2 separate regions of the Homo sapiens genome follow, and region 2 is linked to region 1. The links are chromatin loops, found by intact Hi-C in ENCODE. Cell type or tissue: heart right ventricle. All regions are shown on one strand. Each heading gives the region's core, and the rest is flanking DNA. Links, peaks and the distances in the headings are about the cores only.

Evidence for each region. A loop is a pair of places that touch in the nucleus more often than their neighbours do. Peaks named below come from ENCODE experiments on the same cell type or tissue, not always from the same donor. Only the 100,000 strongest peaks of a DNase experiment are listed, where the experiment ranks them.
Region 2: a loop joins it to region 1, with 2.1 times the contacts of the local background. A loop is called at or near these places in 48 of 110 quality-filtered maps.

Annotation. Positions count from the first base shown.
Region 1 is chr6:37,683,731-37,686,639 of GRCh38, forward strand. All of the region lies in intron 1 of MDGA1 (MAM domain containing glycosylphosphatidylinositol anchor 1), which reads right to left. Among named protein-coding and RNA genes, the nearest start is that of MDGA1, 13 kb to the right of the region's middle. In heart right ventricle, for the core only: no CTCF peak of the experiment used is centred there; no DNase peak of the experiment used is centred there.
Region 2 is chr6:37,573,503-37,576,411 of GRCh38, forward strand. LOC124901313 (a long non-coding RNA gene) reads left to right here and starts at 1,203. Exons shown (of 2, transcript XR_007059568.1): 1 at 1,203-2,909. In heart right ventricle, for the core only: no CTCF peak of the experiment used is centred there; no DNase peak of the experiment used is centred there.

The sequences.
Region 1 (2,909 bases), core at 290-2,789:
CGATGTAACTGACTTGATAAGGCATCTTTCACTGGCTTCCTTTGCTTCCCTGTCTCGCTTCCCCATTCCTCTACCAGAGTTTCCTGGACTTACCTCCCAAATAATTACAGCATTCAGCTCCTTATCTCAGAGTCTACTTCTGGGGCAACCCAAACTAAGACTATGAGTCCAAGTGTGTTTTGACTGTCCATGGTGTCCACTACGAAATTTCTCACATGGCCACAACACAGAGTCCACATATTGCCTAATGACCCCTCTACACACATATCAAATACCCCACCATCATCCTCTTCCTCCACCCACCACTCCCCTGGAAACTTCCTTGCCTGAATCTCATGGCTCAAGATCCAGCTCATCTGATCAACCAACCTGTGCCATCGGGAGAAGGCTTAGGGCTGCCAGGTATTCCCAGAGTAACCTTCTGGAAACAGTGGCAGTGCTTCTGCCAGCTAGCTTGTTAATAACTCTAAAGTGGAACTTGTAGGCAGTGTGACAAGATGTTGGACCCGGTGGAGACTGGCAGCAACCTCCAGTTCACACTACCAAGCAGGCTCACCTTCCTACCCACAAGGGCGGGGGAAGCCCTGACATTTCCAATAAGGGCCTCTAACATCTAACCAGAGTTCTAGACCCAGAATGAGCCCCAGATTCTGTAGTCTGGATGCAATGAGGTCTGAGAATAAGAAATGAGGTTCACAGGGGTAGGGGAAGGATTATAGAGATGTGGGCACACAATGAGCTTATAAACGCCATGCAGACATGTCCTGGATTCCCCTAAGCCTGGGAGGTGACACAGGAGAATGAGAAAGAAAGCTGTAGAAAGTCCTTTGACATGGCTTTTAACTTCAGCCTCGGCACCTAATTGCTGTGTGACCTTGATAAGCCACTTGCCTTCTGCGGTCTCAGTTTCTTCCTGCAATGAATCTGGAAGATTTGTTTTTGGGTCATTGAAGGCCACTGGCTGGCAGCTGAGCTCACTCCTTGCCATACCCTCGTGCCCCTCCTCATGGCCTTCTCTGTGTCTACCCTGTAGTCTTATTCCAGAAAGAAAAGTGAATTCAGGTCTTGCCGTGGCACAGAACTTCAGCTTGCCTTATGGGCTTTATGTATCTTGCCAGAAGGTAACCTGGCCTCCTCAAGGTCCCCTGCATTTTACTGGAACACCGGAATCAAACCCAAGTAGATGAGGCCACTGAAATTCAATTCATTTCCCCATCTCTATCTGCCCAGTATCCCTCTCAGAGATGGGGGAAATGCCTTCATCAAGAGTTTCTAAAGAATCACTTGGCAGCTGGGGACAGTGGCTCATACTTGTAATCTGAGCACTTTGGGAGGCCGAGGCGGGCAGATTGCTTGAGCCCAGGAATTTGAGGCCAGCCTGGGCAACATGGCAAAATCTCGTCTCTACAAAAATACAAAAAATTAACCGGGTGTGGTGGCACATGCCTGTAATCCCAGCTACTCAAAAGCTGAGGCACTTGAACCCAGGAGACGGAGAATGCAGTAAGCTGAGATGGTGCCACTGCACTCCAGCCTAGGAGAAAGAGTGAGACATTGTCTCAAAAAATTAAAAAAAAAAAAATCACTTCAGGAGCGTCTCAGGGCCGAGGAGTTACTCAAGTTCAACTCAGAGGTCTCCGTTCCTGAATCTTTCTTTCTGATAAGTTGTTACAGAAAGTTGAAACAAGGTCAATAGGAAGAACTTCCCAAAATGAAGGACCAGAGGCACTGAGCAAACAGCAGTGGGGCTGCTTGGTCTCATGTGGGTGTGGGCCTGCTGAGAGGCAGAAAGATGAGTTAGATCACCTCCGGACCAGAGCCTCTCACACAGCCCATCCGTCTCTGTTCCCAGAAATCAGGAGGCTGCTTTTTCTGGAACCACAGAGCTCTTCTGCCTTCGGGGCTGAAAGGAGACACCTGCTAGCAGAGAGAGGTACCAACCGGTAGACATCAACAATCCCAGGGACATGTGAACCGACAGTGTCGGGGGGCGCTGGCAGACGGGAAGCTGGTGGGACTGTCACTTGAATGTCTGGGTGACCCAAGCAAGTCATCCCCCTCCTCTAGGTCGCTGTCTTTCCTCAGGTCTCTTCTGGGCATCTTCAGAGCAGCCAGGACCCCCACCCCCACCCCACCTGAGCTAGGCTGGCAGAGTGGGGCGAGGTGAGGATAGGCTGGCAGAGTGGGGTGAGTGAGGAGGAGAGCAGTCATTCACATTCATCTAAATCCCCTTTCATTCAAGAAACACCAACTGCCCCTAAAACGGGTATTTGTGGCAAAGACTGCTCATCACCCACCCAATACCCACTCTCCCTTTCTTTCTAACAGAATACAGATATTTTCTCAGATGGGAATGTGCCCATCTAAAAAACCCTATTTCTCAGCCTGCCTTGAAGCTAAGAATGGCCAGTAAGATGTAAGCAGAAGTCACTGCAGGGTGTTTCTGGGAAAGCTCCTTAAAGACAGCAGACTCAGCCGACAGGCCTGCCTTTTAAAGGTTCCTGCTGTCTTCCTTCCTGGAATGTCTCATGATGGCTGAGCCCCATCAGCCTTTTGGTGACCTTGAGGCAAAATGTCAAAAGGCAGGGTTCCCAACCTTTGCTGCACACTGGAATCACGTAGGGACTTTTTTTTTTAATGCAGATGACTGGTTTCCACCCCCTAGACATTCTGATTTAATGGGTATGTTGTGCAACCTGGGCTTTTTTTTTTTGAGATGGAGTTTCACTCTCGTTGCTCAGGCTGGAGTGCAGTGGCGTGATCTCGGCTCACTACAACCTCGGCCTCCCTGATTCAAGCGATTCTCCTGCCTCAGCCTCCCGAGTAGCTGGGATTACAGGTGTCCGCCACCACACCTGGCTAATTTTTTTATTTTTAGTAGAGACGGGGTTTCACCATGTTGCCCAGGC
Region 2 (2,909 bases), core at 159-2,658, 110 kb before region 1:
GTGTATCTAAGGGATGTGATGAACCACGGTGCAATTTTGAAAAAAAAATGTGTCCCACAGTCTCTTTTAAATTTATTCAGTGGGGATTATCTTTCCTTGACCTAACTGAAAACATCAGCAGGCCGAAGACTTTTCTACTCTCTCCCGCATAAGTGATGATTCTGCAGTCACTTAAAAAAACAAACAAACAAACAAAAAACAAAAAAAACCCCAGCTTTATTGAGATATAATTCACACACCATAAAATCTGCCATTTTAAAATGCGCAATTCAGTGTTGTTTTAGTGTATTCGAAGAGTCATGCGACCATTACTACAATCAGTTTTAGAACATTTTCATCACCCCAAAAAGAAACTCTATACACATTAGCAGTCCCTCCCCATCCCCCCATCCCCCACCACTCCCTGGCCCTAGGCAATTCATTCAGCTACTTTCTGTCTTTAGAGATTTGCCTTCTCTGGACTTTTCATAAAAACAGAATTGGTGGCTCACGCCTGTAATCCCAGCACTTTGGGAGGCCGAGGCGGGCGGGCAGATCACCTGAGTTCAGGAGTTCGAGACCAGCATGACCAACATGGAGAAACTCCGTCTCTACTAAAAATACAAAATTTGCTAGGTATGGTGGCGCCTGCCTGTAATCCCAGCTACTCAGGAGGCTGAGGCAGGAGAATCGCTTGAACCCAGGAGGCGGAGGTTGCGGTGAGCCGAGATCACGCCATTGCATTCCAGCCTGGACAACAAGAGCGAAACTTTGTCTCAAAAAAAAAAAAAAAAAAAAAAAAGGAAAGAGAAAAAAGAAACAGAATCAAACAATGTGTTGACGTTTGTGACTGGCTTCTTTTTTTTTTTGAGAGGGAGTCTCACTCTGTCACCCAGGCTGGAGTGCAATGCCTCAATCTCGGCTCACTGCAACCTCTGCCTCCTGGGTTCAAGCGATTCTCCTGCCTCAGCCTCCCCAGTAGCTGGGATTACAGGTGTGCACCACCACGCTCAGCTAATTAAAAAAAAAATTTATTTTGTAGAGATGGGGCTTCACCATATTGGCCAGGCTGGTCTTGACTCCTGACCTTAGGTGATCCGCCCACCTTGGCCCCCCAAAGTGCTGGGATTATAGGCCTGAGCCACGGTGCCTGGCCTGTTACTGGCTTCTTTCACTTAATGTTTAATTCTCGATGCATGGTGTTTTCAAGGTTCATCCATGTTGTAGCATGTATCAGTAATCATTCCTTTTTGTGGCTGAATGATCCATCGTACGAATAGATCGTATTTTGTTATAGTGATGGACTTTTGGGTTGTTTCCACTTTTAGAATACTGTGACTTCATGCTGCTGTGAACACTCATGTACAAGTTTTTGTGTGGACACATGTTTTCATTTCTCTTGGGTATTTACCCAGAAGTAGAGTTCCTGGGTAACTAACTTTCTGAGGAACTGCCAGATAGTTTTCTTCTGCCGCATATGAGGGTTCCAATTCTTCCGCTTCCTCATCAACGCTTGTTACGATGTGTCTTTTTTATTACAGGCATGTTGGTGGGTGTGAGATGGGATCCACGGCATAGCAAGGGCTCTCTCTAGAGTAATCTTTTCACCAGTCCTCTTTTCCACTATCCACCCTCTTTATATTTCTTTGGCTTGGCTGAGGGTGCTCTGAGTTATGCACCTCGTTCTTGAACATTTCCCTGGTAAATTCTGTGTATAAGATCTGACTTTGAAATTTCACCTCTATTGTATGTCGATGACTTTGAAACCTCCATTTTAATATCTTGGTAGGTGCACAGTGCCAACATATGACAGGCACTTTATAATAATCTCTTTTCTTCCCTCAGTTTTCCACCAGCCACTGAAAAGCACCGTTAGCCAGACAGAGGACAGCTCCCCAGGGCCCACACTCTCACCTGCCTTGCTTCCGTTCAGGAGAAGGGACATCTGGAAAGGCTGTGTCAAGGCCTTGCCACAGGCAGGATGGGTGTCTCTGGCCTATCTAATAACAGATGTGCTTGTGGTGACAGAATAAAATAGAATAGCAGTCAGGACTTTGTTCAGGCTCTGCCACTAACTCACCATGGGACCTGAAAAAGCGACTTTCCCCCTCTGTGCTTCTGTTGTCATATTTACAAAACATTCTGGGAGGGTTGGATCTGATGAGTAATACAATTTTAGCTCTAGAATAGGATCTATTGTACTTAGAGTTCAAAAGAAATGAAGATAAACTTGCCCCTTGCTTCTGGGGAGTGGCTGGGCTTATAAGAAAGGCTGGACACAAATTTGGTGCAGGAGTGAGGTTTTGGGGACAGGGCTGCAGATACAAGGACAGAGAAGGGGTAGGGATGGAATGACCAGAGCACAGCTTCCAGGGCTCCTGGGGCTTAGCCCTGTCCCTGTGGGGGCCATTGTGTCACTCAGGGCCTCAGAGGGTGAGAATGGGAAGGAATATTCCACACATGGGTGGGATGTAGGAGAAGGAAGGTGGCCTAGACTTGGGCCTGTTGGGGATAGTGACCACACTCCTTCTTCTTTGTCTGTTTTCTGGGTCTCAGCTCTGCAAAGGAGGAGCATGTGTGGGGATCAGAAAAGCGGGGAGCAGGGCTGGGCCAGGCTGGGGCTGGGCCAGGCTGAGGCTGGAGAAGGGGCTGAACAAGGGCTGTGTTCCTTCCCTGACAACTTCCAGCCCCACCTGGGCTCCACCAGGCACATGAAGGCTGCCCGCCCCACTGAGGAGCCGCTTTCCCAACCTGGAAGTGATTTTCAATGTTTCCTCACTGGGCAGTGCCATTCAGCTACTGGTAGGTAAGGTGCAGGAACCATGGGGCGTTCGTGTGTGGGTGCCTGTATGTGTGTGCATGTGTATTCGTGTGTGTGCGTGTGTGTACATTCATGTGTGTGCCTGTGCGTGTGTGTACATGTGCGCATG